2 separate regions of the Homo sapiens genome follow, and region 1 is linked to region 2. A link is an interaction called in ENCODE POLR2A ChIA-PET data of the cell type or tissue named here. Cell type or tissue: HepG2. All regions are shown on one strand.

Region 1 (5,000 bases), 57 kb after region 2:
GGAGTGTGGTGGCTATTCGCAGGCACAATCGTGGCGCACTGCAGCCAGAACTCTTGGGCTCAAGTGATCCTCTTGCCTCAGCCGCCTGAGCAGCTGGGACTACAAGCATGTGCCATGCTCCCAGTTCCAGAATAATCCTCTCTTGCCACTTCTGCAGCATGTCAGAGGAAGGAGGCAGAGGTCAGGGTTGGAGAGTCACCTGCCAGAGGAAGTAGATCGCCAGGATGATCTGCAGGGGTGCTGACCACAGCAGATTGAGGAAGGGGGCAAGGTCCATGAAGCGCTGGGCATCCACTGACATGAGGTTGACAATTTCCCCCACAGTGGACGCACGTTTGACTGAGTTGGTGATAACCAGAGCCTGCAGGTAGACAGTAGTGGGTGGACTTGGCTGCGAGCCTCTTGCAAGCTGCCCAGGGCCAGCCTTTCCCCTGGGCCCTGCTCCAGCTGACCTTCCTGTAGATGACACCCATGATCCCAGTACGAAACTTCACCCCAGTCACAAAGATGTAGTGGTAATAGTGTTGTAAGATCAGCGACTGCATCATGGAGCACAGGAACATCAGCCCAGCCACCAGGAAGCCCCACCAGGAGGGGGCCATGGGGTTGGAGATAAACCTGATCAGGATGCTGTGGGGAGGAGAGAGGAGTGAGGTGGGCAGTGCTGCCCCCATGGCTGCTCCCTCCTCTGCTGCCCTTTGCTTTTACCCGCAGTCTCCACTGCACCCCTGGCCTCTGAAACCTCCACCCCCTCCAACCTCTTGGGCCAGGGAGGGTCAACCCAGTACTGCCTCAAGACCACGACCTCCTGGCTCCACTCTGCCTTCACCTCGTTCTCTATCCACCATGGACCCTGCTGCACGCCCTATCGATGACGCTCTCACCACCAGCCTCACCTGCCTGCCTTCTTACCTCCTGACATATGGCGGGAAGAAATGCCACGTTTCCATTGACTGGACTTCCCTGCTCCTTCTCCTAGGCTGCTGGGGGCTCTAGATTCCGCCACATGACCACAAAGACTCTTGCCGCTCAAATCCACCTTTCCAAACTCAGTGGCCCCCAGCACTGCCTAGCAACCTTCTCTAGGTCCCTAATCCGCCCCCGCTCTTGGGGCCTTCTTCACCTCTCTTCTCTTCCCTTCAGGCCCATCCCAGCCCCCCACCCCTCTCAGCAGCTACCTGCCTTCTTGCTTAGCCACCCATTGAGAACTCCCTGCCACCCACAAACTCCTTGCCACTCACAAACTGCCCTCCAGTGGCTTGTCCTCCTTTTTCTGGTGCTCAGGCTGTCGGAGGCTGCCCCTGCCCCCGAGCCCTGGCCTTCCTCTGCCTCCTCAGGAACTTGCTGCGCTGTTGCCCCCTTTGCCGCTGAGCTTCACCCTGGCCACCTCTGCTGGAAGCTCTACACCTTCACCTATTGACATGACCGAGTCTCTTCATTGTTGGGACACTCTCCTCTCGACTACATGGAGCCCTCCAGCCATAATCATAGCCAGGCCTCCCCTTCTGTGATAGCTTAAGTTGTGTCTCCCAGAAAGATATGTTCAGCTCCCAACACCTGGTACCTGTGAACGTGGCCTCATTTGGTGAGGTCATATTGGAGTAGGGTGGGCCCCAGTGGCCCCAGCCCAGTGACTGGTGTCTCTCTCTCTCTTTTTTTTTTTTTTTTTTTTTGAGACAGGGTCTCTCTCTGTCACCTAGACTGGAGTGCGGTGGTGCCATCACAGCTCACGGCAGCCTCAACCTCTCAGGCTCAGGCAGTCTTCCCACCTCAGCCTCTTGAGTAGCTAGGACTCTAGGCGTATGCCACCAGGCCTGGCTAATATCTTAACTTTTTTGTAGAGACAGGGTCTTGCTATGTTGCTCAGGCTGGTCTCAAACTCTTGGGCTCGAGAGTTTGACTTCCAGCTAGCTGGGAATCTCCCCTTGGAGGACCCACCAGCACCACTGGCCCCACATGACCAGACTCCATCCACCACCTTGCCCCCCACCCAGCCTCCTCCTCCCACCGAGCCCATCAGCTCAGCAAAAGATCCATCGTCCTCCAGTTACCCAGGCCAGCACCCAGGTTGCCTGGCACTCCTCTGTCTCTCTGGCGCACACGCCCATCTCCCAAATTGCTCCTGAATACTTGTCTCATTCCTGGCCTGGACTCCATCTGACCGGGTTGGCCCACTTCCATCCAGCCACCCTGCCCTACATCCCCCACACTCCTGGCAGGAGATCCTTGAAGCCAGATGCCCCTCCCTGGCTCAGATCTTTCAAGGATATCCTTAGCTCTCCCTCTCTCTGTTTTCCTGCCCCTCCCTCTCGTTGCCATTTCCTCTGCCACTCAGAAACACCTGAGTCATGCTGTTTCAGGGCTTTGTGACTAAGCTGAGGCTGAACTTTCCCCTGTTTCTTCACCTACTTGTCTCTCCAAATTCGTTGACCTCCCAAGCCAGTGGGTGCTTCCTGCTGCATCCCAGGCTGGCTTCTTTGCCCCTCCCGGGGTTTTCCAGACACCCGAGAACACTTCTGCCCCCACTGAATTCTAATTGATTTACACGCTGGTTTCTCCCATAAGACATCAAGACCCTGTCTTATTGAACTCTGTATCCCTAGTATCGAGCACCATTCTGGTACCCTGGAGGTTCAATAAATGTTTGCTGAACAAATTAATGCATGCACGGAGGGGCAAGGAGGTGGGGACTTAGCTACTAGGCAGCTCTCCTTCCCACCCTCTCATTTGAGAGCTCGTTCTAGTCCAAGCCATTCCTGAGACAGATGTTAGAGCCTGATGGTGGGGACAGAGCACCTCAGTCGGAGCTCAGAGTCCTGGACTCAGACCTGATTCCTTCTTTGCTGTGTGCCCTTGGCCAAGTCACTTCACCTCTCTGAGTTCCTGCTTTCTCATCTGTGACATGGGAATGGGGCAATTCCGCATAGGATTGTTGGGAAGATTTAAAGACCCAATGCTTGTTAACGTACACACCACGGTGCCCGGCACATAGTATATGCACAGCAATTCTAAGTTGAATGTGAGTGAGGAAACAAGTCAGGCAATGCCACTTGCCAAAGGTCACACAGAAAGTGGAGCTAGCCTCCCTGGTTCCTGGTCTGGGGTTCTTTTCACTGTACGTTGTTCCTTCCTCTGGGCTAGCCAGCCAGCCCTGCTGCCCAGGGCAGGGCTATAGTGAGCCGGAGTGTGGAGAGACCTGAGCAGCTGTGGATTGATGAAGGAGAGCAGGTCCTGGATAAGCTTGAAGCAGGCACTGATGAGGAAGCTGGAGCCGAAGGTGGCCAGCAGGGCCTTCAGGAAGGAGGGCTTCCGGGGCCTGGGCCGGGCACCCAGCAGCACCTCGTCCTCGCCGGAGGCATTTTTCCCAGGTGCTGCTGAAGCCTTGTGTCTGGTCCAGGGAGGAAGGAGCAGTGGGTTAGGAATGGGGACAGGGGCTCCAGGAAGCCAAGGGCTAGGCTGGGCTGGCTAGGAGTGAGGAGGAGGAAGGAGCTGTTTTCTTGGCTCTCAGAGCTGGGAGGGGAACAGACAGCATAAGAATTGCACAAGCGACTCTGTCCTCAGCTGCCAGAGGGCATCTGAAGGGGTGGCCAGACTGCTACCACAAGGACTCTAAAACCCAGCTATCCCCCCAGTCTGGCCCTCTCCCCGCCTCCCCAGTGCTGGCTCCAGGGAGGACGCCAAGAGGGAAGGTAGATAAGATCAAGGATGGCTGTTGGTACAGCCACCGGGCAGCTGAACAGGGAGGGGGTGGAGTGGCATGGAGGGACTGAGAGGGGGTGCAGCAGGCAGACTGGGGGCCCATAGGTCTTCGTGGAGGCTCCAAGCCATGAAAGCCAGGATACTGCTAACCATGCCCAGCCCCAGGCTCCTCCAACAGCTGGTGACAACCGGAAGCTCCGGGCTGAGCAAACATTGAACTCCTAGGCCTGGATTGTGGATGGGAGGAGGGAGGGTTCAATCCTGGGGTCAGAATTGGGTGGAGAAAGATGATGCTCAGCGTCAGCTCTCTTGGTGAGGCAGTTGGCCAGAGACAGGTTTGTGGTCCTTGATAAGAGGCTGACAGTGGGAAGACCCCTCAGGGGAAGATCATCTCATTCAGCCGCCGCCTCCAGACAGGAGGAGGCAGAATTGGCAGGGGTGTGCTGGCTCCTGGCCCTGGAATCAGCCCTCTCAGTCAGGCAGGGTGGTGCAGTGATATGAGGAGAACCTCTGGGGCCAGCCGGCTCCATGTGGATTCCAGCTCTGCCACCACCAACTTGGGGACCCTGGGAGGCCCTCTGTTAAATTTCTGTGCTTCGGTGTCTCCATCTGTTTTTGTTGTTGTTGAGAAAAGGTCTCACTCTATTGCCCAGACTGGAGTACAGTGGCACAATCTCAGCTCACTATAGCCTTGACCTCTTGGGCTCAAATGATCCTCCCACCTCAGCCTCTCAAGTAGCTGGGACTACAGGTGCACACCACCATGCCCGGCTCATCTTGTTTATTTTTTGTAGAGACAAGGTCTCACTATATTGCCCAGGCTGGTCTTGAACTCTTGGACTCAAGCAATCCTCCTGCCTTGGCATCTCAAAGTGTTAGGATTACAGCTGTGAGCCACCACACCCGGCCCCAGTGTCCCCATCTGTAACACAGGGACACTTGAACCTACCCTTTAGGGCTGTTGAAAAATTAAGTGAGTTTATTTATATCCTTAGGATGGGACCTGGGATGGAGTAGTTGCTCCAAAGTGCCAGCCATTCTCCTGCCCCCACCAGAGCTGGGAGAACTAGCGCCATCCAGGCCTAAGCTTCCCATAGAATGGTCCCGAGGCTGCCAAGAAATCACCTGGTCCTGCTCTGCTTGCCACCCCAGCAATGCCGCCCTCCAAGGTCTACCAGCGTCCTCTGCAGGAGATCTGGGGTAAGCGAAGGGGCTGGGTGTTGGGGCAAGGGGAGGGCCTCACCGTGCCGTCTGCTTTTCCTGCTTCCTCCATGCCTCCAGCAGCTGCTGCACCACCATCT
Region 2 (5,000 bases):
AGACCATGTGCTTTGTTTTTGCTCAACACTACCAACATTTTCCCTGCAGATATCAATCTGAAATGCCAGTAACTGACTTGAAATCCTTCAATCTAGAGTGAAGTGCAATCTGTCATTAAGGCATTAAATACTTTAGTAATAAACACTGAAAGTTAAAATTAGTGAAAAGTACTAAAACTGAAAGCAAAGCAGATTACGGCTGAGATGACATAAAACCTAAATTGCTATTCTGAGGGCCTCATCATTGAAGAGTCATAAACCCATCACATACAATGCAATGTGGCAACAAATTACCCCGGGAAAGAAAACAGTTTCTCTAAAACGTGTTCAAAGTCAAGGGTGCAGAGATACAAGGCTGTTCCAACTGATAAGGAGTGCAATGGAAAGCATTTTTCTCTTGAATTCAAAATATACAAATAACCTATTGAACATAAGCCAAATCGCCATAATGTTTTGGTTTTTTACCTTACTTAGGATTTTGAGCGTTATTCCTAACACATTTGCAAAGTTTAGACTGAAAGGTTACAGAGTCAGGTAGTTAAAAAAAAAAAAAGTTACTTCGCTATAACAAAGATGCCTACAAAAGAAAGATGGTCAAGGTAAGCAGTTCCTTAGTCTCCTATTGTGACAAATGGTCGGGGGGATGGGGAGCCTAAATGTTAAAAACAAAAAACCCACCTCTTAAAAACAATAAATTCTACTCTAAGAATGTTTCATACTACTTTGGAATCAGTTAGCACCCCAACACAACTTGAGCCAAACTTACTCTTTCTTAAAGTCCTAAAAGGAGTCATCTAGCACCAACTTGCTTTCCTACACTGCAAAAAAGAAATTTTACCTTAACCAAAGCCTACGTTTAAAAAGAGTAAGAAAACAGTTTTCTAAAGAAGCATGCATTACCTGAACTATTCCTTCCTATTTTGATTAGCAATTGTTTTAAAATTAGCATGTTAGATTATAACCTCAAAGTAAAATTAAATTCTGTATCTATTCTCCAGATAAGACCTAAAGTAAACATTACACTGCATGTTCAAAACTAGATCAAAACACTTGAAATGCTACAGTAGGTGCAGAGAACCAGTTTCATAGGATTGTGGAAAGCTAACAGAACTACAAAGATTAGTTTCCTCAGTTGCCAAGACTTTGGGTGAGCCTTTTTAAGTCTCACCAGTGAAACTGGGGTTATAATATTTACCTTTACTCCCCGGGCTAAGAGCATCAAATGAGTTTTATGTGGAAGAAAAAACCTTGACAGCTGCCTCTATAAGGGACTTCTTAGAATACTGTTAACGAACAATACTTGTAAATCATCACGGTAAACCCTAACAAGTAAACGACTTCTTTTACATTTCTATTTCCCCGTATAAGCGTCATGCTGTAATTACTTAAATAAAATACCGCCACGATTTTTACCATGAATCCTGGTCAGAAATTTTAGTCTAAATACGACGTTCAACCCAAACTATAGAAAAATGTGCCCTTCTCCCTATTTCATAATGAGGTGAAACCTCGGAGCCGCTAGATTTAATAAGACGCTGCTATCCTTCTTTCCCGCGTTTCCCCGCCTCATCAAGGTGCTTTTCAATTATGCCAAGGGCTCTCCCGGACCCCCTTGATACTAGAACAACAAAACCAAATCACCCCCATCCCCGGGTCCGGACAGCATCCTCCCTCCTGGCTCCATGGGCACCGGGTCAGACGCTCGACCCCGGGTGCGGCCCTGGCCACATCGCGCCGCGGCCAGGAGGGCCACAGCCCGCGCCCGCTCCCCTCCCCCACGGAGCCCGGGCTCAGGCCAAGGCCCGCGGGACTTACGCTCTCGTGGTCCCACCGCACGTTGCTGCGCTTCTCGTCCGGGGCTAGGTTTCGGTCCCGGCCCATTAACTCATCCAACAACTGCGCGGCCGAAATCATGGTGCTTCCTTCGGGCGGCTGTTCCCACCAGCCCAGGCACCCGCCAACGAAAACACGGGCGACACCGTCGCCAATCTCCTCGGCCCGCTCTCAGGCCGAAATCCCTCCTACACACAGGAGCCGACAAGACAAAATGGCCGCCGCGCGGACGCCTTCCCAGCATGCCGTGCGCCCGTGGGACACGCCCAGGCCCGGGCGGAGAGGGCGAGCTCGGCTTCCGCCGTCCGGGGGCGGGGCCCGCGGAGGCCGGGTAGGGACTCCGCCCCTGTCTAGAGGCCGCGGGGACGGGTAGCCTCTGCCCGCGCGCCTCCCCAAGCGCCCGGTTTTCCCGAGCTTCTTCACGGTGAGAAATTGGAGCCTAGGTCTTGAAGCCTGGACACCGCTTCAAAATGGAGAAAGTGTCTCCTTTAGTCCACGTGGTGCACATGGTGCCTCATGCAGCGGAGGAAACTGAAGATTACGGCTTCCGACTCCATTTTCCTAGTCGCTGTGCTCACGCCTCTTGCACCTGGCTTTGTCCTCCCGCCCTGAGTCTCCTGATTAACAGGATGGGAAATCGAGGCAAGAAGAGACAAGGCGGCTTCTAAAATACGGGGATTCAGTCCTACACCAAATGTCTCCCAGTGTGGAATTTTTTAAAAAGATATTGATCCAGTAGGCCAGGTGAGGTGGCTCACGCCTGTAATCACAGCACTTTGGGAGGCCGAAGCGGGCGGATCACCTGAGGTCGGGAGTTCGAGATCAGCCTGACCAACATGGAGAAACCCCGTCTCCACTAAAAATACAAAATTAGGTTGGCGTGGTGGCGCATGCCTGTAATCCCAACTACTCAGGGGGCTGAGGCTGGAGAATCGCTTGAACCCGGGAGGCGGAGGTCGCGGTGAGCCGAGATCGCGCCATTGCACTCCAGTCTGGACAACAAGAGCAAAACTCCATCTCAAAAAAAAAAAAAAAAAAAAAAAAAATATATATATATATATATATATATATACACACACACACACACACACACATACACACACACACACACACATATATATAGATAGGTAGATCCATTTATTCAACAAATGGTATGTGCCAGGCACTGTGCTTAAAGCTAAACTCAGAACCTTTCAGACAGTCCATGCTCCCGCAGACCTGTGCATTGGCGAGGGGAGATAATCGCTGAAGAAATAAAGTCACAAATATATCAACGTATGTTGGGATAATGCTTTAGCACAGTTAAGGGTATGGTCTCTAAAGCCAGATTGCCTGGGTTCGTAATCCCAGCTCTGCCGCTCTGTGCCTTTGTTTCCTTTTCTGTAAAATGGGGTTTACAATAGTCCTCCCCCGGCCCCCAGCCACGATGCTATTGTGAAGATTAAATGAGTTTATACAATGTAAGGCACTACACATTGATAACAAGCCCAACACTTTTATTTTTGGGGGGACTGGGTCTGGCCCTGTCACCCAGGCTGGAGTGCAATGGCACGATCTCAGCTCACTGCAGCTTCAACCTCCCGGGCTCAGGCGACCCCCTCGCCTCAACCTCCCCAGTAGCTGGGACTACAGGCGCATGCCACCACGCCCGGCTAAGTTTTTGTATTTTTGGTAGAGACGGGGTTTCGCCAAGTTGCCCAGGCTGGTCTTGAACTCCTGAGCTCAAATAATCCACCCACCTCAGCCTCCCAAAGTGTTGGGATTACAGGCGTGAACCACCGCGCCCGGTCGTGGACACCTCTTTTTAAGAAGGAAAGCAGCAAAATAGGGTGAGAACTCAAAGGAGGTATGGGACATGAAGCCTTTTTTTTTTTTTTTTTTTTTTTTTGAGCTATCGCTCAGGCTGGAGTGCAGTGGTACCATCTTGGCTCACTGCAACCTCTGCCTCCCGGGTTCAAGTTTATCCTGCCGCAGCCTCCTGAGTAGCTGGGATTACAAGCACCCGCCACCACGCCCAGCTAATTTTTGTACTTTTAGTAGAGACGGAGTTTCGCCATGTTGGCCAGGCTGATCTCAAACTCCTGACCTCAGGTGATCCACCTGCCTCGACCTCCCAAAGTTCCCAAAGTGCTGGGATTACAGGCGTGAGCCACCAAGTGGGGCTGGAGCCTTTTTGAAGATAGGAAATTAGAGGCTAGACATGGTGGCTCACGCCATAATCCCACTACTTTAGGGAGGCAGAGGCAGGGAGATAGCTTGAGGCCAGGAGTTTAAGACCTGCCTGGGCAACATAACAAGACGCCATTCTCCACAAAAAGGAAAAAAAAAGAAAAGACCAAAAAAAAAAAAACCCCAAACGTAGGAAATGAGAGAATGTTTAATGTTGGGGATATTCCAGTAGAGAGGTGGAAAATAAAAGAAGGGGATAGTTAATGACTTAAAATCTTAAAAAGGTAACGGGTTGGGTCCTGGCGTGGTGACTCACGCCTGGAATCCTAGCACTTTGGGAGGCAGAGGTGGGTCATTTGAGGTCATGGGTTCGAGACCAGCCTGGCCAACATGGGGAAACCCTGTCTCTACTAAAAACACAAAGGATAGCCAGGCGTGGTGGTGGCGCCTGTGATCTCAGCTACTCGGGAAGCTGAGGCAGGAGCATCGCTTTAAACAGTGGACTGTCAAGAGACTTAGGCTGTAGTGAGCCAAGGTCGCGCCACTGCACTCCAGCCTGGGCAACAGAGTGAGTGAGACTGTGTCTTAAAAAAAAAAAAAAAGTAATGGGTTAGGCTCCAGGGCATATTTGAAACCTCTGGCCTTTGATAGGAGAAAGGATCTTCTCCACTGAAACAAGAAAGAAGAAAATCAATTTACAGATTTAGCAGTGAGATGAGGCAGTTCTCAGCTGTTGGTTACAGTTTTCCCAATGAAGCATTTATTGAGGGCTCTCCACTGTTACTACCACCAAAAAAAAAAAGGCCGGCCACAGTGGCTCACACCTGCAATCCCAGCACTTTGGGAGGCCGAGGCAGACAGATCATGAGGTCAGGAGATCAAGACCATCCTGGCTAACACGGTGAAACCCCGTCTCTACTAAAAATACAAAAAATTAGCCGGGCATGGTGGCGGGCGCCTGTAGTTCCAGCTACTCCAGAAGCTGAGGCAGGAGAATG

What was found. ChIA-PET counts read pairs that join two places held together with the same protein. Peaks named below come from ENCODE experiments on the same cell type or tissue, not always from the same donor. Only the 100,000 strongest peaks of a DNase experiment are listed, where the experiment ranks them.
Region 1: POLR2A ChIA-PET joins it to region 2 with 11 read pairs; 11 of 35 experiments call an interaction of 5 or more read pairs at or near these places.

The regions. Positions count from the first base shown.
Region 1 is chr17:50,659,311-50,664,310 of GRCh38, reverse strand. It overlaps ABCC3 (ATP binding cassette subfamily C member 3), which reads right to left. Exons shown (of 31, transcript NM_003786.4): 7 at 4,943-5,000; 8 at 3,197-3,388; 9 at 453-630; 10 at 200-361. Among named protein-coding and RNA genes, the nearest start is that of ABCC3, 27 kb to the right of the region's middle. RefSeq lists enhancers at 1,282-2,263, 1,926-3,125. In HepG2, no CTCF peak of the experiment used is centred here; DNase peaks (open chromatin) are centred at 250, 2,350 and 3,920.
Region 2 is chr17:50,716,647-50,721,646 of GRCh38, reverse strand. It overlaps LUC7L3 (LUC7 like 3 pre-mRNA splicing factor), which reads right to left and starts at 2,044. Exons shown (of 10, transcript NM_016424.5): 1 at 1,816-2,044. The coding sequence starts at 1,914. RefSeq lists silencers at 1,708-1,767, 2,108-2,337 and an enhancer at 1,938-2,077. In HepG2, a CTCF peak has its summit at 4,044; a DNase peak (open chromatin) is centred at 2,086; H3K4me3 peaks cover 3,167 bases.